Linked DNA regions of Homo sapiens: all the other regions are linked to region 3. Evidence: chromatin loops called from intact Hi-C (ENCODE). Cell type or tissue: IMR-90. All regions are shown on one strand.

What was found. Peaks named below come from ENCODE experiments on the same cell type or tissue, not always from the same donor. Only the 100,000 strongest peaks of a DNase experiment are listed, where the experiment ranks them.
Region 1: it touches region 3 in a loop (3-fold over the local background); 28 of 110 quality-filtered maps call a loop at or near these places.
Region 2: a loop joins it to region 3, with 15 times the contacts of the local background. A loop is called at or near these places in 5 of 110 quality-filtered maps.

The regions. Positions count from the first base shown.
Region 1 is chr6:32,171,971-32,179,970 of GRCh38, reverse strand. It overlaps AGPAT1 (1-acylglycerol-3-phosphate O-acyltransferase 1), which reads left to right and starts at 3,887. Exons shown (of 7, transcript NM_006411.4): 1 at 3,887-4,157. RNF5 (ring finger protein 5) reads right to left here and starts at 1,566. Exons shown (of 6, transcript NM_006913.4): 1 at 1,320-1,566; 2 at 412-430; 3 at 208-320; 4 at 40-94. The coding sequence starts at 1,459. It overlaps MIR6833 (microRNA 6833), which reads right to left and starts at 155; the gene lies at 95-155. RefSeq lists an enhancer at 1,278-1,806. In IMR-90, a CTCF peak has its summit at 3,663; DNase peaks (open chromatin) are centred at 1,690, 2,090, 2,840 and 3,790; H3K4me3 peaks cover 3,820 bases; H3K27ac peaks cover 2,830 bases.
Region 2 is chr6:32,411,232-32,419,231 of GRCh38, reverse strand. No RefSeq gene overlaps it. Among named protein-coding and RNA genes, the nearest start is that of BTNL2, 8.1 kb to the right of the region's middle. RefSeq lists silencers at 4,386-4,534, 4,731-5,006. In IMR-90, CTCF peaks have their summits at 3,612 (motif pointing left) and 5,607 (motif pointing left); a DNase peak (open chromatin) is centred at 5,601; H3K27me3 peaks cover 1,850 bases.
Region 3 is chr6:32,115,616-32,123,615 of GRCh38, reverse strand. It overlaps ATF6B (activating transcription factor 6 beta), which reads left to right. Exons shown (of 18, transcript NM_004381.5): 6 at 2,268-2,353; 7 at 2,492-2,627; 8 at 2,714-2,845; 9 at 3,659-3,792; 10 at 4,475-4,660; 11 at 4,750-4,841; 12 at 5,578-5,757; 13 at 5,922-6,029; 14 at 6,212-6,293; 15 at 6,509-6,579; 16 at 6,801-6,912; 17 at 7,052-7,136; 18 at 7,648-8,000. The coding sequence ends at 7,877. Among named protein-coding and RNA genes, the nearest start is that of ATF6B, 8.6 kb to the left of the region's middle. RefSeq lists a silencer at 4,430-4,724. In IMR-90, CTCF peaks have their summits at 4,094, 4,631 (motif pointing left) and 6,699; a DNase peak (open chromatin) is centred at 4,595; H3K27ac peaks cover 279 bases.

The DNA of each region.
Region 1 (8,000 bases), 56 kb before region 3:
TCTGTCAAGGAAGGGACACAACTGGACAAGAAGACTCACCCCTCTGCTCTCCGGAGCTGGTCTCTGGCCCTGGGGGCGGGGTGGAGTTTTTAATCTGAGGAAGTGGAGAGAGAAAGTTAACAGGGATTTTTCTCCTCCCATCTTCCACACCGTTTTCCAAGGGCAGAAGCCTTCAATCTTCCCTAAGCAACACCTCCAGTCTCTCACCTGGGATCCTGGGGCTTCTGGCTCCCTCGCCCATAAAGCGGGACAACCTTCTCTCTGCTGATCCCAGCTTTACATACTGGACACTCTTGCCGTTCTGGCCGTGTCTCCAGCCACTGGGGAGAAAAAAGGTGGTTTCCAGTATACAAGAGGGTCTTACAGCTCCTCAGACCTCCCCATTTCCCTCTTCATCTCCTGAGTACGCACCTGATGAAGACATGGCCAACTGGATGGGGGAGAAAAAAAAAAAAAGGTCAAACTAGCTACAGAAAAGAGAGACACAGACCCTAGACTTCGCAGAATCCCATCTAACCCCTCTTCCCAAGCAACCTGCTGTTGCTTTTCAGATTTTCTGCAACCTCTACCATGCCAGCCAACTTAGTTAGCCTTCCTGCTTGTCTGATCTTCCAACACCTAAAGCTCTGTCCATCCTCAACACACTCAACCCTCTCCTTTCTCCTCTCCCCAACAAACACATACAAATTTTCGTGCCCTCTCTTTTCTGCCTTTCAAGTTAATTTCTAATTTCCTTCAGCCACCTCTTTCTGGGTCTCCTCTTTTCAACCCCAACCCCATCACTCCAAACCAAACCCCTTTACTAGCACATTCCCCCATTACTCACTTTCAAGCTCAATAATGTCCCTATCTTTATGACCCTTTAACCTTTCAAGTCTGCCTCTCCACAGTGCCCTTATACCAGCCCCCTCCCAGATCTCATCTGAATGTGATCCATATTTCCTGGTTCTCCCCGACTCAACTGATGCGTGCCTCCCTTAACCTTTGTGTCTCACTTGTTTCCACCTGCACAGCTAAGACCCCTCACTTCTCTGGGGTAAGGTGGCTCGGGTCTCACATTGTCCTGCCACTCCCCGCCCCACCTTCTCTTCTCAGCACATCACGTGCCTCAGCTCCTGGTTCCTAAGACCTTTCTTTCCACAGATCTCGACCGTTATACTCCCACCCACACATACCAGCAAAGTCTTATGTCTCCTGTCGGGCTTCACCTATGGGAACGTGCCCTCCGATTATCTGTATGACTGTATGATTATTCGCTCCTAGCCTCTCCAGTATATAAGCGAGACCCACCACCTCCCGCCCCCCTCCTCGATTCTCACCAGTACAGGTGGCCACACACACTGACCACAGCTTCCCGAGCAGTCTCCAAACATATATTACATTCGAAGGTCGCGCCCGCCCCGCCCCGCTCGCGATTTGGCCCTTCGGGGCCCCCGTCCTCCTCCTCCGCTGCTGCCATGGCCGGTTTTGTTTCGCCCCACGTACCCTTCAGTCCCCCCAAATACACATACACACGCCCCAACAAACCAGAAACCACCTCCTGCCCACGATCGTTGGGCAGGCTTCAAGGTTTCCTAATCACTATTGGTCTGAATGCCTGCCAGTCACAAAGAATTCAAAAGAAAGGATTGGCCCAAAGGGTAGGGGCGGGAAAAGGTTAGTGCAGTCCTGCCTTCGCACAATGGCTATTGGCTGATACGGTCTAAGTCAATGTGCAATGCCAAGGGATTGGTAATAACTCGCTACACGCTGTCGCCTGGCCAAGGAGGGCTTTATTCGTCTGAGTAGTTGTCAGTCATAACCAAAGCCATAAGCAATTTGCTCGGGACTACCTATAGACCTCGCCCACTATAAGCCCCTTTCTTTCCTTCGCTTCCTCTTTTAGAGAATGTCCGGATTGCTATTGGACTTTGGAGCGTATGGCTCCAAATCAACTCATTGGCTAAAACTTGACGGAAAATGGTGGTTAGGTAAAACGCGCCTGCGCAGCACGCGGCGGGACGGGGGTGGGCCAATCCTGTGAGGGTTTAACCTTCTCTTTTTCCACCTCTTCACCCCTATCTTGTCGCCATGGTGACTGCTCTACAATTGGCGAGGCTTGCACTTCAAAGTCCTAGGCTCGCTTCATCCGGGTCCTTCAGCTGTGGACTTTCTGCTGATTGGGCCTTTTCCTTTTCCCCTGATTGGCCGACATCGGGAAAGACGGCGAAGAGCTAGGAAAAGAGGGAAAACACTAGGGTCGCAGGGTTCAAAATGGCTCCAACCTCCTTTGGTGACGTAGAGAGCAGAACTTGGGTCTGCCCCTCCCTTTTAGTTAAGGGAGCAGAACTGGGATTAGCCCGACGTTTGGATAGTGGGAACATCGATCTGCGGCGCTGGTGTTAACCCAACTCATTCGGCTGGACGACTCAGCCCTCCCCATATTAGGTGATTTACAGAGCAAAACTGAACTAAAGGCCCACCCCTTTCTTAATGTTGTACACAGAGTAGAACAGGATTGACTTCAACTCCGTTTTAAACCTTCAGAGCAGGAAAGCTCTGGGCTCAACCCCTTTGTGAGTGGTGCAAAAGGGACAAAGCCCGCCCCTTTTAAGGAGACCCGCGGAGGCTAGACCCGCCCTTTCCTCTTTATAATTTGCCCATCAGAAATAGGGTCTTCTTCCCAGGTTGGACCCCGGGGAGTTTGGGCTTTTCCTACAATCACTGACCCTCACTGTGACTAAAGGAGCAGAATTAGGTAACAGTCCTCCCACTACCAATCCTCTTCCCGAGGGCATGTAAACTAATGCAGGGTAAAGGTGTGGCTAGAGGGGGGACCTTGATAAAAGATCCCATGTGACTCAAGAGTAAGGAAAGATGAGAAGTTAGCAGTTGCGTAAAGAAGGACTGGGGCAGATGAGGATTCAGGAAGCTTGAGGTTTAGGAAGGAAGATATTGAGAGGGAAAGGTGGAAATGAAGGAGAGTGAAGTGATGGAATGATCCTAGTAAAGGGATAATGGGAGTGGAGGAAGAGAAGAGGGGGTGGAAAACTAGATACATGGCTACCAAATTAAGGAGGCACGCGCATTCCAGAGGAATCGGCATTCTTCCTCACTTTTTATTTTTCTAGAAAGCACCCCTGAAGCCAAATTTCCATTGGAAGAAAAGATGTACCCATATTGTATGTTGTGAGAAGGGGTTGTCTCAGCTTGGGCAAGTAAGGAGACTGATACGAAGGAAGTAGGAAAGAAAAGGTACAGAGGTAAAAGAGCATGGAAAAGGAAAGGGTCAGGGATAAGGCCAAAGAGATCTCTTCTCTTTAAAGGCCAGAGAAGGCAGGTGGAGGGGGGAGCTGGACTGCTGGGAGATAGTGAGGGACAAAGGGCAAAGGAAACCAGACCAGAGGACTGGAGAGTGAGATGGAGTGAGATGGAGTCCTGGAGAGAAAAAGAAGAGAGGTGAACTTAATGCTTGTCATATGGTAGGTAGATGCTTGATAAATGTTTAGAATTGAATGGGTACGGGAAAAGGGGTCCTTAAGAATAGTTGGGGGGAATAAGCAGCAGATAACCGGAGTTGAGAAAAAAAGAGACCAAGTAAAAGTGGCAGTTAAAAGAGAGCTGATGGAGAATAAAGGAAGGAATGTGCGGAAGGAGGAATACAGCACCAGGGGATCCAGAGCTGAAAGGGAGTTAGAGAAAAAAAAGATGCAGCTGGAGCCAGAGATGGGGGCAAAGACCGAGGGAGAGCCCTGGGGCGGGGCTCGCAAGAGGACACTGGTAGATGTGGGGAGGAGATGCCAGAGTTTCTGGGAGACGATTGGCAAAACAGGCTGCCCATCACCGCCCTCCACTTCCTGGCCGGCCCCGGAAACCAGCAGGCGTTGGGGAGGGGTGGCGGGGGAATAGCGGCGGCAGCAGCCCCAGCCCTCAGAGAGACAGCAGAAAGGGAGGGAGGGAGGGTGCTGGGGGGACAGCCCCCCACCATTCCTACCGCTATGGGCCCAACCTCCCACTCCCACCTCCCCTCCATCGGCCGGGGCTAGGACACCCCCAAATCCCGTCGCCCCCTTGGCACCGACACCCCGACAGAGACAGAGACACAGCCATCCGCCACCACCGCTGCCGCAGCCTGGCTGGGGAGGGGGCCAGCCCCCCAGGCCCCCTACCCCTCTGAGGTGTGGGCGGGAAAGGGATGGGAGGAGGAGGGAAGAGGGTGCTGAAAGCGACTAGGATGAGGGGAAGGGGAGAGATTGGGTCTGGGAGGGCCGACTGGGGGAGAGGGTTGCTGGGGAAAGGAGAGGGGCCGACTGGGAAGAGGGTTGCTGGGGATAGGAGAGGGGACCTGAGAGGGAGGAAGGATGGAAGAGACCTGGGAGGGAGGAGAAATGGAAACCCTTGTGAATTTGGGACTGGGAGCGTGCACAGGGAATCCTGGAGAGGGAATTCCCTACACCTTCCCCAATTCCTTTTCTTGCCCTTTGACCCCACATGACTCTTGAAGGGTCATGAGGGGAGAAGGCCAGCAGAATTTGCCTCTTAGGAATACCCTTAGGTGCCTCTGTTTCCATCTAGGCACAGGACCTCTTGTTTCTCAGTGGCCTTCCACACTGCTAGACCCTTACTGACACACAAATGCCTTATGGGAGCCATGTTTTCTACATTGAGTCTGTGTGCCTTTGACATGTTTAATGGCTTGTGTGCAACTAGGTTGTCCCAATGCTATCCATAGGCTGTGTAGAAATGGTGTGTTATTTTCTATCAGAATTGCCCATTCTTCATTCTTGTGTCCATGTCTCACATCCAGTTTTGACATGTTTTAAGTACCGCATGTGTGTGAGTTTTCATATATTGCACCTGTTCTATAATTTCATGTTACTTGCACATTTTATGTTTTGGCATGTTTATTTCAGCATGTGAAGGTTATATACCTTATTTTGCTTTGGCTGACATGTCCATGGTCCTACCATTTGCAGTAGTCTTCATGTGTGGGATCCCATGGCTTGGCTGAATACCCCACACTCTGATGTCTGACTGAATTGGCCTGTTTGCTGTGTTTTCCCAGTCACAGTTCACAGAACACATGTGTATGCGCCTTTGCATGATACACTGATGTAACAGGACCATAGAATGTGTGTTATAAATTTGTCATCAGTATATTTTGTGAGCCGTATGCTCATTAAATTTGGCCCTCCATTGCATTTCTAAATCCTTGGACTTTTGTTCTCCAAAGAGGGTCACTTAATATCAAGTGTTAAGAGAAGAAGGTAACTGGGTCTCCAGGTCTGCAAAGAACCATCCCTGCATGCCTTACCTTGGTGACCTCCCTGGCCCATACCTCTCTACACAAACATTATCTTTCCAGTGGCTGTGTACAGTCTGTGTCCATGAGCTCAATGCATGTCACAGGGTCAATCCTGCTGTGAACCCCATTGTTGGTATTTATTTATGGACATTATCCTCCATTCTTTGCACTGTTGGCACACATTTGATGAGAGCAGCATCTTTCCCTGTGGCATCTTGATCCCATTCGGTACATTTCTCTTGTGAGATGACCTCTTCCTGATTATTGTTACTCTGCCTTCATTATGGCTATGTATTGCATGTATCTATTCAGAGTCGGTTACCATTAGGCTTGGTGTGTTCGTTACTTTCTCAGTGACTTCTTTTAGTAGTCACTTCTACTCAAGAGGATAACTATCTAATTTGTGATCAGAACCGCCATCTCTGTCATTAACTGTGGCTCTATGGGTGGGTATACAGCCTTAGAATCTGTTCAGCAAGTGTTTATTGAGCACCTACTCCATCTCCTATTGTCCTGGCACTGGAGATAAGACAGAGTCCCTGTCCTTAAGCTGCTTACAGCCTAAGGAGGGAAACAAAAACGCCAGTCAACACATAGTGTGTTGTCAAGATCAGTGGTTCTTAAATTCAGGCGCACATCAGACTCACCAGAGGGCTTGTTGAAATACAGATTGCTAGCCAGCCACGATGGCTCACACCTGTAATCCCAACAGTTTGGAAGGCTGAGGCAGGAGGATCGCGTGAGTCCAGGAGTTCAAAACCAGCCTGAGTGACAGAGTGAGAAAAAGAAAAACAGATTGCTGGACCTAATGCCCAGAATTTCTGATTCAGTAGATCTGGGGTGAAGTCTAATAATTTGCATTTCTATACTTCGAGACCCGCTGATCAAGATAAAAGTGTAAGGAAAGCACAGGCCTGGAGGGGTTCAGGCAGCCCTCCAAAAGGTGACACTGAGCTGTGTGAGGCAGGAGAAGAGACAGGCATTCCAGCCAAAGGGAACAGCATGTTCAAGGTGGGGAAGCATGAAAGATCATGGTGTCTGAGGAACTGAAGTGAATCAGTTTGACTGGAACAAAGAGTTTTGTGAGGATGTGGTCGAAGATGTAAGCAGAAGTCAACTTATCAAGAAGAGCCTTTAGGCAAGACAGGGAAATGCTCTGTGTTTCAGAAAAATCTGTGCTAACAGAAAAATCTCTGTGGTTGCTACGTGGAAGATGGATTGGAGGGAGTTGGGAGCCTACTCCACATAGTTCAGGGGAGAAATGATGCTGTTCTGAACTTGTAGGGGCAGTGGGATGGAGCAGCTCAGAAAGCCTACGGTATTCCAACTGGCAGGGTCTCCTGTTTCCTCTATTGCCTGTTACCTTCTCGCTTGGCAATAGGCTTACCTTTGAGCATAGCCCTTCCCATCATGGGAAGACAGTGCCTGTGGCCTCAGTAGGAATGACAGGTATTTGCCTGAACACCCTTTTTGTGAATTGTTACCCTGCCCCCAACACTGGGGCAGAGTGGAGGAAGGAGGAAGAACCTAGAACACAGGTTCTGTGTTCCTGCCTCTCTTCCTCTTGAGCCCTTTCCTCTCCCAGGGCAAGTGCTGTTAGGTCACCTTTACTCCATTCCCTCCTTTTTTCACTTGGTGAGGCCTCACACACTGTACCTGCCCACGCAAAGTGTCACTAGAAGGAAGGGAAAGGGTAGTAGGATTCGTTTGCCTGTCTGGAGGTAGGATTGGTCTTTGTAGCTATTCCAGGTATGTCCATAAGTTTACCTAGGAATAGGGGAGCTGCCTGGGTGGAGAGGGATTTTTCTAGTTATGCATTTACATTCTTTTATCTGTCACTGGGTGTAATTATAAATTTGTGTCTATGTGTGAACATGTTAGTCTTTGTATGACTGTGTGTCTGTTGGCATTAGTGACACGAACTTTTAATCTTGCCATTTGGCCCTTGGGTATATGGCTGTGAGTGTTCTGTCACAATCACCATATATGCTGTGTGCTGTGTTCGTATATATATATGCAATACATACCAGTGTCAGCGTAATGGAGTGGTTAGGAACACAGGCGGCTTAGATTTAACCTAGAAACTGCTGTTTAGGAGCTGTATGACCTCAGGTAAGTTATTTAGCCTCCCTGGGCCTATTTCCTATAAAATGTAAATAGTAATAGTACTTTCTAGACTATCATATGCATCATTTTAAGAGTTTAACTTAATGTATAGACCAGTACTGTTCTACAGAAATATAATGCAAGCCACAATGTAATTTTTTTATGGTAGCCACATTTTTACAAGGCAAAAAGAGTGAAATTAATTTTAGTAATATATTTTCTTGAATCTGATAACATCCAAAAGATTATAATTTCTTTTTTTTTTTTTGGAAATGGAGTCTCACTCCATTGCCCAGGCTAGAGTGCAGTGGCGTGATCTTGGCTCACTGCAACCTCCGCCTCCCGGATTCAAGCGATTCTCCTGCCTCAGCCTCCCGAGTAGCTGGGATTAAAGGCATGCGCCAACAGGCCCGGCTAATTTTTGTATTTTTAGTAGAGACGGGGTTTCACCATGTTGGTCAGGCTGGTCCTGAACTCCTGACCTCGTGATCTGCCCACCTCGGCTTCCCAAAGTGCTGGGATTACAGGCGTGAGCCACTGCGCCCGGCCCAAGATTATAATTTCAAAATGTAGTCAGCATAAAAGATTAGTAATGGATATCTCACATTTT
Region 2 (8,000 bases), 300 kb before region 3:
AAACTTCTAAATTGATTGAGATCTGTCTCAGATATTTTTGGTTTAGAGTATTGTAACTATGGTCTTTGTACTTGCCGCACTGCCTCCTCTCCGTTTGATTTACCAATGCCCAATGAAGCCATGTTTTCAGCATGCAAAACCCAGGAAAGAAATTCTACAAAACTTGCCAAGCAAGAACTCAATGTTGCACAAAACTCATAATGATAGTGCACCAGCTCATCGAGAGGGGAGCCAATTCACAAACAAGCATGAGAAAATCTAGATGAAGGCCATTTTACCAGCCCTAAAAAAGCTATTTCTGACCGGGCGTGGTGGCTCACGCCTGTAATCCCAGCACTTTGGGAGGCCAAGGCGGGAGGATCACGCGGTCAGGAGATCGAGACCACCCTAGCTAACATGGTGAAACCTCGTCTCTACTAAAAATACAAAAAATTAGCCGGGCGTGGTGGCGGGCGCCTGTAGTCCCAGCTACTGGGAAGGCTGAGGCAGGAGAATGGTGTGAACCCGGAAGGCAGAGCTTGCAGTGAGCCGAGATCATGCCACTGCACTCCAGCCTGGGCAACAGAGCAAGACTCCGTCTCAAAAAAAAAAGCTATTTCCATTTATGAATTTAACTATAAATAACTATATAGTATAAATAACTATAATTGATATGAAAATATATAAAGTTATTCAGTTGTTAATGGATACTTAAGTTGTTTTGATGTTTTGCTATTAGGAATGAAGTTGTAATGAACTTGCAATAGTTCTTGATGTATGTTCTAGAGTAGCATTGTAGTAGTAATGTAGTATGATAATGTATATATATTTTCAACCTTACTATGTTATGCTGACTTGTTTTCCAAAATGATCCTAACAATTTCTATTTCCTTCAGAAGTCTGTTGGTAGAAACATTGACCCACATCCTTGCTAGGTTTTGATATTTTTATTGTTTTTTCAGTGTGGCGTTTATTTACATTTCTCTGACTTATAATGAAGAGTTTGAAATTTTTTCACATATTCACATGTCATTTATACATGTTACTATAAAATGTTTCTTCTTGCCTTTACCATTTTTTTTCTCAGAAAAATATAGTCCTTTACTAATTGATTTGTAGGAGGCCTTTCTATGTTCTGGGTACTAATCCTTTTCATGGTTTAATATGTTGTAAGTATCTTTATCCAGTTTACCAAAAAAATTTCCTCTCTCTAGTGAGTGATTCCAATCAGCATATAAACATGCCACGGCATTTCCTTTTCCCTAAATCCAACTCTGCTAATGAATTTTTACTTCTAATCTGAAGGAAACTCTTAAAAATATTGGGCTGCACCTGTTATTTCCATTCCTCCCCATTCTTCTTCCACTCTTCACAGATCAGGCTACAGTCCACATCTTTAACTGAACTCCTTGTCACTGACATGTGTTAGCTCCATGTTGCCAAATCCAATGGTCATCTCTAGGATGTCATTTTATTCATCATATCAGAAGCATTTTATGTAGTTAACCACTACTGCATCATTGATGTATTTTCTTGACTTGTTACTAAACCTCACTGTCTTGAGATTCTCATCACACGAGAATAACAGCCAGATCTCAGCCTGCCTTGCCAAGTCTCCCATCTTCCCAACTTCTAAATGACTGAGGGCCCAGGACTCATCTCTTGCATTTGTTTCCTATGCATCTTCATTCCAGAATCTCCCATGGATTCCCACAACTAAGCACAATTCTTTGTTGAAGTTTCTCTAACTTACATTACTAGCCTTGACATGTTGCCCATAGCTTTGAAGCATGACTTGAAACCAAGCTTTGCATATTTCTTCTGTCCTTTTTCAAATAAGTTTTGGCTATTGTAGATCCTTTGTATTTTCATATAAATTTTAGAATTGTCTATTGCCACAAAGAAACCCAGTGGGAATATTGATCAAGATCGTGTTGAGAACTGTTATTTCAAAAATATCAATTCTTCCCAAATCAAAATATATTATATCTCTTTACACATTTAGAATTTTATCAGTTTCTCTCATCAGTATTTTATAGTTTCACATCACACATCTTTCGGTTCAGTTTATGTCTAAGTATTTTATGTTTTTATTGCTGTCATAATGAAGTGATTTTTAAATTTTATATATGATATTCTGCTGTGGTGTATAGAATTACAATTTGTTTTTGTATTTTACCATTGTTAAATTCACACATTCTAGGCATTTTCAATAGCTCTCTTAGGGTTTTATATATAAGCAATCAAGCTTTCCAGGCTGTAATGTTTACTGTTTGCCAAAAGGAGTCTGAAATTATGTGAAATCTGCTAGGCTTAAACTAATTTTTAAAATAATAAAAGTTGAAAGAAAAATCCAGGTCAATTTAAAAAATAAAGAATATTTTAAAAATAGTTTCCCATGCCCAATTTTATGTTAAAATACAACCAGACATAGTTAAATGTTTTATATATGGTCATGAAACTAAATTGTCCCCAATTATTTTCATATTCCAGTTCATATCAATTTCAATGGCTAGGCTATCCTTTGGGGTATAGTTTTCCTTTCATCCTGCTAACCCATTAATTATCCTTTTCTACGTGTCCACAAATGTCAGAGGTGTTTGAGCCGGAGCAACTCCATCTTGAATAGGGGCTGGGTACAATGAGGCTGAGAGCTACTGGGCTGCATTCCCAGGAGGTTAAGGCACTTTCAGTCACAGGATGAGATAGGAGGTCTGCACAGGATACAGGTCATGAAGACCTTGCTGATAAAACAGGTTGCAGTTAAGAAACGGGCCAAAACCCACCAAAACCAACATGGCCACAAGAGTGACCTCTGGTCATCCTCACTGCTCATTATATGCTAATTATAAAGTATTAGCATGCTAAAAGACACTCCCACCAGCGCCATGACAGTTTACAGATGCCATGGCAACATCCAAAATTACCCTATATGGTCTAAAAAGGAGAGAAGCCCTTAGTCCAGGAATTGCCCACCACCTTCCCGGAAAACTCATGAGTAATCCACCCCTTATTTAGCTTGTAATCAAGAAATGCTAAACCTACATGAAGTATGAACGATTCCTTACATTCCATTCCATGCACCACATCCTCCCTGAAGATTGTCTTGATTCCTTCATAGTTATTGAATTATTATAATATTAGTGCCTATGTTCTCTACTCTCAAAAGTGCAAATGACATTAATAACTGAACTTATAATATTTTCTGCTTTGCTACCTTAAGAATGAGTGCCTGGTATTGCGACGTGATTACAACGAATTTAAGACAATGAAGCAGTCCTCTCTCCCTATCTCCCTCATATCCTCTCTGGCTCTCTCTCTCTCTCTGTCCTTCTCTCCTCCTCTCTTTCCCCCGCATTCTCCCAGGGTGGTTCAGTGGCAGAATTCTGCTGGGACCTTTAAGAGAGAGAAGCATATTCAGCAGCAGCAGCAGTTTTCCTATTCCTGCCCCCATCCGCGGCTTTGAACTGAGTTTACCACGAAATACAAAAACACAATTTTAGAAAGAAAGATATTGGCAGTTAAGATTTGGGAAGTTTCTAAATGGGACTCTCAGTCCTTCCCGCCACTCTGAAATCGCGGTGCAGTAGTAAAATCTTGGAGGCGGTTCTTGAACAAACCTGTCATCTACTGGCCATGTGTGGAACTGCAACAGCCCGGTGGGGAATGCACTTCGCAGAGATGGAGATCCTCTCAGAGGCCCCAAGAGGACCAAGTAAAAGAACCCAGGATGAATGGCAGGCTGGATGGGTGCAAATGCAGGAGGCTTAGTATATCGGTATGATTTTCTTTGCCTTCTTTCTCCCAATATTTGGAAGGGTCCCCTATTTCCAGTGTGAGACATGCCCGGATATCTCTGTGAGTGCAGCTTCTTTGGGGTCCTGGGAGGAGTGTGATGGTATTAACACATTCTGTACACCCTCTCCCCGCAATTCCCCAAGGGGGCATCTGCATTAGTTTTGGAGTCAACTGAGGTGGGTTTCACCGAAGCTTACATCTCTTCCTGGGAACTTTAGTCTTATAGGCTCCCACCTGCAGTAGAATCAATTTTAGGTAATTTCATCATTTTCAAAAAATAATAGATGATCATTGTGATTGTCTTAAACTTCTGTAACTCTTTCATAAAAGTAAATTTAAAAGTAAAAATTTATTTTATTTTATTTTATTTATTTTTTGAGACAGAGTCTCACTCTGTTGCCCAGGCTGGAGTGCAATGGCGCAATTTCAGCTCACTGCAACCTCCGCCTCCCAGGTTCAAGTGATTCTCCTACCTTAGCCTCTGGAGTAGCTGGGATTACAGGCGTGCACCACCACGCCCAGCTAATTTTTGTATTTTTAGTAAAAACGGGGTTTCACCATGTTGCCCAGGCTGGTCTCAAACTCCTGACCTCAGGTGATTCACATGCCTCGGCCTCCCAAAGTGCTGAAATTACAGGTGTGAGCCACCACACCCAACCTAAATTTTTTAAAATTAAAAGTTTTAGAGGAACTGGTTTGTCAGACACTTTTTGTAAAGTATATGACAGCCATGTATGTAAAGAGCTCAACTTAGACTGTAGGTCAGCCAGAACTAAGAATACCTCAGTCCTCCATCCCTAAATGTTTGGGCATTTTCCTATTCAGAAGTTCTACTGCCTGCCCTTCCTCCTTTCTTCTCTTTTCTTTCTTTTCTTCTTTTTTCTTTTCTTTTCTTTCCCTCCCTCCTTCCTCCCCCCTCCCTCCCTTCCTCCCTTTCTTCCTTTCTTCTTTCCTTCTTTTTGCCAATCAAGAAAAATGGCCAGAGGTGCAGATTGAACCGTGGCCACGCTGTGAGGAAAGGCCTCCGTCCTGTGAGCACCACCCTCCCCTCACTGGCCTCGGGAATCCCAGGCCCCCCACTCACATCTGGGGGAGGAGTCGCAGGGCTTCTGCAGGTGCTCTCTCTCCTCCAGTCAGTCAGCAAACCGAGGGGACTGTGGAGGACAAGCCACTGTGCCTCCAGGAGATGAGAGCTGCTGATTTTTCTTTCCTTTCCCTGAGGAAACGATACCTGTATAAGTCTCACTGCTGGGAGACTCCACAAAGTAATCATCTTTCTGGTGAGTTGATCTAAGAGCTCTCAAAACATCTTTCAACCAGGTCCCCAAGAAACAGCTGATGGCGTCGCCTGAACTTCTCCATATTCATAGCAACACTTTCCTGACATTTCTTGGATTGACCTTGATTTCTTATCTTCATTTCTAATCTCCTCTATTTTTCTATCCACCTTCTTTCCAAGACCTTCCATTCCCAGTAATGACACCTAATAGCTATAAAGGGATTTTGTATCATGATTATATTCTTACTTTATCCTTACAACGATACTTTAATGTGAGCCACCCACATACTATCCCTGTGTAAAAACTAAGAAAATTGAGACCCCTGGAAAGAACAGACTTACCCAAAGTAAAGCTTGCCCAAATGTATAGCAAAGCTAGAATGAAAATCTCAGTCAGCCTAAACTCAGGGCTTCTTTTGTCGTCTAGTGGCTGAGGGAGTTATGAATGTGGGTCACAGGTGACCGCCGCATTTGAAGAAGAGTCTGTAAGTGAATCGACTTGCGGAACATCCTTGAAGCCGACAGTGAGCCCGTCTCTGCTGCCCTCTGGTGGCCAGGCAGATCCATGACTCCCCTCTCCTGTTCCTCCTGCCCTCGCCGGATGCTTGTTTTTCCCTCTCCTCAGTTCTAGCAGCTTATGCCTTGTTTTCCCGCTTCTCCTGGAGGTGGACTCTAGTCAGAATGCAGAGATTGTGACTCCTTTTTTTCTCTCCCACACACCAACATCTTCCTGCACAAAATGACCTCCCATAATATGTAGCATAATTTAGGACACAGTTCTCAGCACAGGCAGACCTCTGAGAAAGTGTATGCAGATGATTTGTGAGAACACACACACGCGAGTGTAAACGGAGCTTCTTTACGCGGTGAGTTGGCGCTGATGTGACTGACCATAAAAAATTCAAATAATTGCAGCATTTGGTACCATAGAGATGATACTACAGAATGCATGCAATGAGCGGCATCTTTTCACACATTCAGGTGTATAAAGTAAATTTCTATATTTTCCTATTACGGATTTTAATTTGTATGCCAAGCATTATTATGTCTTCTGACAGAGGAGTTCATCTGGTAATTTCCAGATAAATTCAGGGGCTTTCACACAATTAATTTAATAGCAGCCTCTCCTTCACCTGCCGTGTGATTTCTAAGTTCTGAGGTGGGAGGCGGAGCAGGGCTGGTGTAGAAGTCTCTCCTCACATTTGCATCATCAGCTCCCACAATATGTCACTATCGCGTCGTGTTTCCTGGTCGTCACTGTCCTTCCCACAGTGGTGACGATCACTGTTATGTCCTTGATGCCACTCTCCTCTTGCTGGAACATTCCATCCCAGCATTTTAGGCAGCAAACTTTCATCCCACTGTTGGAGCCTTCCAGAGTCTGCCACTTCTTGCCTTGGAGAACTTTTCCTTTGCTGCCACTCTGAGAGGGACATCTGTGGGCATCGCTACCATTCTGGGAACCGGAGGTGAAGTGGGGTTCATTCCCCTCTACTCCAATTGAGAGAGAACCAGGGTAAAGAGACCCTCCTATCCTCGTCCATGTTTAATTATGTTTCTCTTCTCTCCAAATCTCTCATCCTCTACAGTGAGGGGAGGGTCTTTGTCTAGACTGAAGGATGGAGGGGGAAACCCTTACATTAAGAATCGTAACCGTAAGTCAGGGGACCCAATTATGGGCTGCTCATAATGGGAGGGAAAGAAACTTAAGGAAAAAATCGGCTCAAACCTTGTAACATCATAATGCTGCATATGCTTTTATCATTACATTGACATGAAAATCTGCAATTAAATTAAAAATTGTTCTGGAGAACTCTTGAAATCCTGAGACTATATCTGAGACCCCCTCTAGCTCAAGGAACACAGACTTAAGGGGAACGTAAAGGAAAATCTGGCAGAAACAAAAACACACACAAAATATGCCTATCATTATACTCTTCATGCCCAAATATTATGCTGAGAAGGTTATTACATTTCTTTGGTAAACATCTGAGAGTAATTAAACCTTTTATTACTCAGCAAAGGGAGATAAAGTACCTGAGTAAAAAGAGCAATAAAGTAGCCCACAAGGGACCTTGGCCCAGAGCTCTGATCCTGGAGAGGGCAGTTCCTTTCTCTGGGTCTCTGTTTTCTCATCAGTGGAATGAGGGATGGCACGTTTGATATTCAGTTTTGCTTCCAACTCCAGCCCGATGAGTGCCATGCTCTGGTGGAGACTTGGCACTAGTTGGGAATCTTTGATGTGTGGCAAGGTGGAGGGAAGGGTGGATAGCACCCGCTGATGTGTGGGACGGTGGGGTCTGTGTGAGGACCTAACTGGGGGGTTGCAGATGAGGCCTCCATGAAGGCCTTGGCTTTCTGGGGAAGGTGAGAATTGCCAGTGTCATGATTTTGTGTGCACGTCTGCAGAATTCACAACTGAACCCAGCCAAAGTCCACTTGTCCCCGGAGTTTCACTGTTGAGAGGATTATAGCTGTTAGGAGGTGAATGTGCTATTCTGATTTTCAGAATGCAATCTCATTTTCACAGGGCCTCCGGGATTTGGCTCTGCCTTCAACTGGGGTGAGACGGCTTAAATCCTCCTTCACCCAAAGTCCTGGAGGAGGCCTCCACACTCTCTGGCTCTCCCACAGTTCTGTCTTTGATCAGCACACCCCAGGGCTCTGACCTGTTTCTGACCACCTGCTATGTGGATGAAGATACATCTGGGGCTAAGTGAGAAGACCCAGTAGCACCAGGTTTCGCCCCAAAGGAGAGAGGGAGACACGTGAGTGGTTTGGATTCCCTGGTGAAGGATGGCCACGGGAAGCTGGGGACATTGTCTCAGATTACAGAGTAGGACATACGGACAGAATCAATGTCCTTTAGGGAAATGCTGCCACCTGTTACACTGCCTCCCACTTACATTTATATCCCACTGCGCAGTCTTCAAAGTGCGATTGT
Region 3 (8,000 bases):
GAGATCAAGACCATTCGGGCTAACACAGTGAAGCGCCATCTCTACTAAAAATACAAAAAATTAGCCAGGCATGGTGGCAGGCACCTGTAGTCTCAGCTACTCGGGAGGCTGAGGCAGGAGAATGGGGTGAACCCGGGAGGCGGAGCTTGCAGTGAGCCGAGATCGCCCACTGCTATTAGCAGCAAAAGGATTGTAAGGATTGTTGGTGGCTTTGCATTGCATAGTGTTATTAGAGTCAGATTCTCCTCCATACTTAGGTATTTTTTGAGGGCCTGTACTTTACCCTCAATGGACATGAGACATAGTTCTTGCTTTTGGAGAGTTTTGTGAGGGTTATAATACATCATGGTTAAATAGTTCCCTTTTTTTTTTTTTTTTTTTTTTTTTTGAGACAGAGTTTTGCCCTGTCACCCAGGCTAGAGTGCATTGGCGTGATCTCCACTCACTGCAACCTCCGTTTCCTGGGTTTAAGCTATTGTCCTGCCTCAGCCCCCCTAATAGCTAGGACTACAGGCACGTGCCACCATGTCCGGCTATTTTTTTGTATTTTTGGTAGAGACAGGGTTTTGCCATGTTGTTCAGGCTGGTGTCAAACTCCTGGCTTCAAGCAATCCACCTGCGTTGGGTGTCGGCCTCCCAAAGTGCTGGGATTACAGGCGTGAGCCACCATGCCCAGCCATGGTTAAATAGTTCTGATAGTGGTTATCTCTGTGTAGGGAATCTGAGTGACTGGAGGACCGGGAAGGGAAGTTTTTTTTTTTTTTTTTTTTGAGACAGAGTCTCGCTCTACCCAGGCTGGAGTGCAGTGGCGCAATCTCGGCTCACTGCAAGCTCCGCCCCCTGGGTTCATGCCATTCTCCTCCCTCAGTCTCCCAAGTTGCTGGGACTACAGGCGTCCGCCACCACGCCTGGCTAATTTTTCTATTTTTTTAGTAGAGACGGGGTTTCACCGTGTTAGCCAGGATGGTCTCGATCTCCTGACCTCGTGATCCACCTGCCTCGGCCTCCCAAAGTGCTGGGATTACAGGCGTGAGCCACCGTGCCCCGCCAAGATTTTTTTTTTGACTTAATTTTCCTTTGTTCGTTTGGATTTGTATCATGACTGTATTATCTATTCAAAAATATAAATTGAAGTTTTAAAAAGCAATCTTAGTGATCATATAATTAAGTACCAAAGTGAACGGTATGGACCAGAGGTAGTGGTGGACTGTTGACCTGTGGGCTGAATCTGGCCCTCAGAAGGGTTTTATTTCACCGACATGGGGCCTAGCATTTTCTTTCATGGAGTGATCAACAAGTCATAAAGGCAGATTTATTGGAGGCCATGGAGGCTCAGAGGTGACTGAGGCTTTGCTGTTTGGTGCCTGGGAGGAAAACTTGTGTGACGGGGCAATCAGGAAGCCTCATTTATGGCCAGTTAGATTTGGGTGACTGGTGAGGCATGAGAATGGAAGGGACCAGCAGGCAGCTTGGAAGTCAGAATCTGGTGCAGGTGAGCAGCCAGGGGGAGATGCACACTTGGCGGTTGTCAGCATGGAGATGCATTGGGCAGGGATAAGGTGGAAATCCAGCAAGATAGGAATTTGGGCCATGTGAATGCTGGAGACCCCCCTGCCACTTCCCCTGCTCAGGCCTATTCTATGTGAATAGACAAGTTCTGTGAACAAGAAAGAGGGAAACGCAGAAGGGCAAAGACAGCTTTGAGGAACATGGAGCAGGGATGAGAAAAATCAGAGGAGCCACTAAAGGAGAAAGGGAAGCACTAGGCGAAAAGCGGGGCGGAGAGCCAGCAGGTGAGCAGCTCTGTGACTGCCCCTCCTGGATGGCCTGTAATCTAGGGCCAGAAGAGTTTTATTTTCAGGTTCAAAGAGAAAGGACCCATTTCCCCATCTTAACCCTCTTTTTTATTTTTTTGAGATGGAGTTTTGCTCTTCTTGCCCAGGCTGGAGTGCAATGGCGCGATCTTGGCTCACTGCAACCTTTGCCTCCCAGGTTCAAGCGATTCTCCTGCCTCAGCCTCCTGAGTATCTGGGACACAGGGATGCGCCACCATGCCCGACTAATTTTGTATTTTTAGTAGAGACGGGGTTTCTCCATGTTGGTCAGGCTGGTCTTGAACTCCTGACCTCAGGTGATCTGCCCGCCTTGGCCTCCCAAAGTGCTGAGATTACAGGCGTGAGCCACCATGCCCAGCCTCCCATCTTAACCCTCTTAACCCTTCAGTGTTTACATGATATCCAGCTTTTGCCTCATCCTGCCTCCCACAGATGTCCAGACCAAGATAGAACCTGTCTCTCCATGTTCTTCCGTCAACTCTGAGGCCTCCCTGCTCTCAGCCGACTCCTCCAGCCAGGTGAGCACCACCTTCCTTCCTTCCTCCAGGTTTTCCAGTGAGTTCCTCCTGACCTAGAGGTATGAGAGCTTTCCCTTCTTCAGCTCCTTCTCCTCGACACTCTTCCTGACTAATGTATCTCTGGAATGCCCCACATAGGCTTTTATAGGAGAGGAGGTCCTGGAAGTGAAGACAGAGTCCCTGTCCCCTTCAGGATGCCTCCTGTGGGATGTCCCAGCCCCCTCACTTGGAGCTGTCCAGATCAGCATGGGCCCATCCCTTGATGGCTCCTCAGGTAATGGAGTCTCCTGACACTTGGAATCCCTAGTGAGAGGCCTTTGGTCCTGACATTTCTTGTTCTTTTCTCTCACCTTCCTTCAGGCAAAGCCCTGCCCACCCGGAAGCCGCCACTGCAGCCCAAACCTGTAGTGCTAACCACTGTCCCAATGCCATCCAGAGCTGTGCCTCCCAGCACCACAGTCCTTCTGCAGTCCCTCGTCCAGCCACCCCCAGGTACTGAAGAAGGAGAAAAGGGCCGGGCATGGTGGCTCACGCCGGTAATCCCAGCACTTTGGGAGGCTGAGGCGGGCGAATCACCTGAGGTCAGAAGTTTAAGACCAGCCTGGCCAACGTGGTGAAACCTTGTCTCTACTAAAAATACAAAAATTAGCGTGGAGTGGTGGCAGGCGCCTGTAATCCCAGCTCCTCGGGAGGCTGAGGCAGGAGAATCACTTGAACCCAGGAGGCGGAGGTTGCAGTGAGCCGAGATCATGCCACTGCACTCCAGCCTGGGCGACAAAGCGAGACTTTGTCTCAAAAAAAAAAAAAAGAAAAAAGAAAAACCAAAAAATAAAAATAAAAATTAATTAATTAATTAAAAAAAAAAGGCCAGGCACAGTGGCTCACGCCTGTAATCCCAGCACTTTGGCAGGCCAAGGCAGGCGGATCACAAGGTCAGGAGATCGAGACCATCCTGACTAACACAGTGAAACCCCGTCTCTACTAAAAATACAAAAAAATTAGCCAGGCGTGGTGGCGTGCGTCTGTAGTTCCAGCTGCTGGGGAGGCTGAGGCAGGAGAATGGCGTGAACCCGGGAGGCGGAGCTTGCAGTGAGCCGAGATCGCACCACTGCACTCCAGCCTGGTCGACAGAGCAAGACTGCATCTCAAAAAAGAAAAAAAGGAGAAAAGGAGGCGGGCTGCATTGACCCTGTCAGAGAGCTTGCAGCCATTGAGGCTGCCCAATCCTTGGGTGCTCTTGTGTGGGTGTGGACACAAGGACCCCACCCAGCGCACAGCCCTCTGACCTCTGCTCACTTGCCCCAGTGTCCCCAGTTGTCCTCATCCAGGGTGCTATTCGAGTCCAGCCTGAAGGGCCGGCTCCCTCTCTACCACGGCCTGAGAGGAAGAGCATCGTTCCCGCTCCTATGCCTGGAAACTCCTGCCCGCCTGAAGTGGATGTAAGTGTTGGGGAGGAGAGAAGTAGGGCGAGTGATGGGAAGGGAAGAGGGAAGTCTTGCCATAGAGAGAACTGTGGGATGAGGAGGGAGTCGATACCTAGGAGAAAAAAGTGAGGAAACGGACCCATTAGATCATTCTGAGGGTCAGAATGGACTCCTGTTTCTATATGAATATCAACTCCAGGTAGTTTTAGGGTCCTTTAGGTTTGCTGTCACTGCAGATGGAGAAATGGGGTTGGTCTCCATAAATTAAAGGCAAGGAAGTCGTACTGTACTATACGACTACGGTCATGGCCATAGTTGGGGAGGGAGGCTGCCTCCTAGGGGAAAATCAGGTAAACTGTATAAGCAGTATAACAAGGTTAAACTTTGAACCCTACAAATGTGGGCTGACAGGAAGAAAGAGTTACGAAGGAAAGAGTTTCCACCAGCATGGAGAAAGTTCTTCCCACACTCTAACCTTTCCCACCTCTGAGGAGCAGTAGCAGGGAATGTTTGAAAGAAGGGCCCCTTCCCTAGCGTGTTTGAGTAGAGAGGAAAAACCTCTCTGGCTATGTAGGTGGGTCAGGAAGGCAGGGGAATGGCCATGTGAGCTTTGGGTAAATCATTCCTTGGGGTTTGAGAGCATAGTCTCCTTCTGCCAACTCATCTGTCATTCTTTTTTGACCTTCCGGGTGCCTAGGCAAAGCTGCTGAAGCGGCAGCAGCGAATGATCAAGAACCGGGAGTCAGCCTGCCAGTCCCGGAGAAAGAAGAAAGAGTATCTGCAGGGACTGGAGGCTCGGCTGCAAGCAGTACTGGCTGACAACCAGCAGCTCCGCCGAGAGAATGCTGCCCTCCGGCGGCGGCTGGAGGCCCTGCTGGCTGAAGTAAGACCAGTCTGTCCCTGGGAGACCAACAGGAATACAGCCTCCTTGGAATGATTCCCCTTTTTCTTGTCTCCTTCTTTGTACCTTAGAACAGCGAGCTCAAGTTAGGGTCTGGAAACAGGAAGGTGGTCTGCATCATGGTCTTCCTTCTCTTCATTGCCTTCAACTTTGGACCTGTCAGGTGAGACCTTCCTTGCTTCACTAGAACCTTCCAGGTGGAGCCCACGTTACAGCCTCCTAGCTGCCTGCTTTGGCCCAGGCCATTTCCTTCTGCTTATATACAAATGGTTCTGGTGTCCTTGGCACCGATGATGTGTCTGGCCAGCCCCTTCCTGCTCCATTATTTGTCTTTTTTTCTTGGAGATGGAGCCTTGTTCTGTTGCCCAGGCTGGAGTGCAGTGGCACGATCTCGGCTCACTGCAACCTCTGCTTCCTGGGTTCAAGTGATTCTCCTGCCTCAACCTCCCAAGTAGCTGGGACTACAGGCGCACGCCACCATGCCCGGCTAATTTTTTGTATTTTTTAGTAGAGACAGGGTTTCACTGTTGTTGCCCAGGCTGGTCTCGAACTCCTGAGCTCAGGCAGTCTGCCCACCTCAGCCTCCCAAAGTGCTAGGATTACAGGCTTGAGCCACCTCGCCCGGCCTCCTGCTCCATTATTTTTCCAGTGGAGAGTAGATGATGGTGATAATGCTGGTAGAAATAGTGACTATTAAGTGCTTACTGAGTTCTAGGCTCTAGGTGATGCACTGTCTTTTTTGTATGTAGGGACCATCCTTATTCCCATCTTACAGAGGCAGACTCAGGCTTGTATAACAGATTGCAACTCAAGCAGTCCATCTGCAGAGTCTTTATTCTTACCTAGATACTTGATACAGCTGAAATTCTTCATTGTGCTCAGTCCTTCTTTATCCACAGCATCAGTGAGCCTCCTTCAGCTCCCATCTCTCCTCGGATGAACAAGGGGGAGCCTCAACCCCGGAGACACTTGCTGGGGTTCTCAGAGCAAGAGCCAGTTCAGGGAGTTGAACCTCTCCAGGGGTCCTCCCAGGGCCCTAAGGAGCCCCAGCCCAGCCCCACAGACCAGCCCAGTTTCAGGTGAGGAGAGAGAGAGAGGGCCCCCTCTCGTTTGAGGGTATGAGTTGGTCTTCTCCCCGCTTTCAGTGAGGGGGACCCAAAGCTTTCTCTTGCCGTCATCGCCTTCTTTGTTGTGGGAGTGCTGGGCAGTCTCCAAGTGTTGTCTCCTTCCTGCTTCACTCCAGCAACCTGACAGCCTTCCCTGGGGGCGCCAAGGAGCTACTACTAAGAGACCTAGACCAGCTCTTCCTCTCCTCTGATTGCCGGCACTTCAACCGCACTGAGTCCCTGAGGTGTGGGATTCATTGCTGGGGCATCCAGCTCCCCCGGCCTCCCAAGGCCTTCTGCAGTCAGCCTGGCTGGCCTGTGTACTAAAGCGCCAGTGCTCCCTGCCCTCTCCTCACTCCTGTGGGTGGGCAAGGAGGGTGGGAATCTTGGCCTGGCATGGAGGTCCTGAGCTCCTCCATTTCCCCAGGCTTGCTGACGAGTTGAGTGGCTGGGTCCAGCGCCACCAGAGAGGCCGGAGGAAGATCCCTCAGAGGGCCCAGGAGAGACAGGTAGGGCGGGTGGCTGGTTCAAGGAAGGCCACTTGAAGACAAGGGCTAAAGGCCTTGTCTGGGGATTTCTAGTGGGCATCTCGCTGTGGAAGTTTGAGGGATCGTTTGAAGGAAGTGGAGGGTTGAGTGGGAGGTGGCATCAGCTTCCAGGGGCTGTTTGTCTCTTTCCCTTTTCCCTTCACCCTCTCCAAGTCCTTAGATACTTCTCCTTCCAGAAGTCTCAGCCACGGAAGAAGTCACCTCCAGTTAAGGCAGTCCCCATCCAACCCCCTGGACCCCCAGAAAGGTGAGTGTGGGGTGGGGTGCTTACTTATTAAGTGAAATTCCACTTTCAAGAGCTGTACCCCCAGTAGCTGTCCTGTGCCTGTCATTACTGTCACCAGTGGGATTATACCTCCCTCCTCCACTGGGGGTCTCCTGTCTTTTTCTCTCATCCTACCCGCTTCCCTGGTAGAAACTGAGCATTGGGCTTAGTTCCCCTCAAATCCTGTTTCCCCACCTGCCTAGGGATTCTGTGGGCCAGCTGCAACTATATCGCCACCCAGACCGTTCGCAGCCAGCATTCTTGGATGCAATTGACCGACGGGAAGACACATTTTATGTTGTCTCTTTCCGAAGGGTGAGTTTCTCCTGCCCTTCCATCTCTGTCACCCCAGGTTCCCAGCAGTCTGTCTTCAGTGGGGGGATGTAGAGTAGGGCTGGGGAGCTTGTTGGCATCTTTGCCTCCACCCTTCTGGCCTGGCCCATCTGTTCCCCAGGACCACCTGCTGCTCCCAGCCATCAGCCACAACAAGACCTCCCGGCCCAAGATGTCCCTGGTGATGCCTGCCATGGCCCCCAATGGTAACTCTTTCCCTGCTGGGTATGGGGGCAGTTCCAACAGGGAGATCCAGCCTGGGAGCTGAGGGGGAAGGGGGAGAGGAGCAGGGCATCCAGAGAGCTGCTGGACCCACAGGTGAGAAGCAGCAGGAAGTAGGTGGAGGGAAGAGCACCATGCAGGAGACTTGGGAGGGAGACAAGGGTGAGGGTCCTTCCCTGGTGAAGGTGCTTGGGTAGATGACTGGGCAGAGGCGGGGGGCCGGGAACCTGCTAGACTCTCACTTACTTTTTTCTCTTGATGTCCTCTCCTGTGTGACCCCACACTCAATGCCCTTTTCTTTTCCTACCCTCTCCTTGCCCCTGCACCAAACTCTGTCCCTGCCATCCTGTTTAACTCCCGCTATGGATCTGCCTCCTCACTATTGCCCTTTCTTTTTCTCTCTGCTCACCTCTACTTTTCTGACCTCCTCCCCTCCTCCCTGCAATCCCTGTTTGCCTCCCCATCTCCTCTTCCTTAACTCTCCCCTTCTCACAGAGACCCTGTCAGGCCGTGGGGCCCCGGGGGACTATGAGGAGATGATGCAGATCGAGTGTGAGGTCATGGACACCAGGGTGATTCACATCAAGACCTCCACAGTGCCCCCCTCGCTCCGAAAACAGCCATCCCCAACCCCAGGCAATGCCACAGGTGGCCCCTTGCCAGTCTCTGCAGCCAGCCAGGCCCACCAGGCCTCCCACCAGCCCCTCTACCTCAATCATCCCTGACCTCTGCCATTCACACTGACTTAGAACGGGGGGAGGGGGTACCAGGTGGCCAGGTGGGACTGTTTCAAATTTCCCTGATCCCCAGGCTTGGGGCAATTGGTAAAGGAAAGAGCAGGTGTGGGG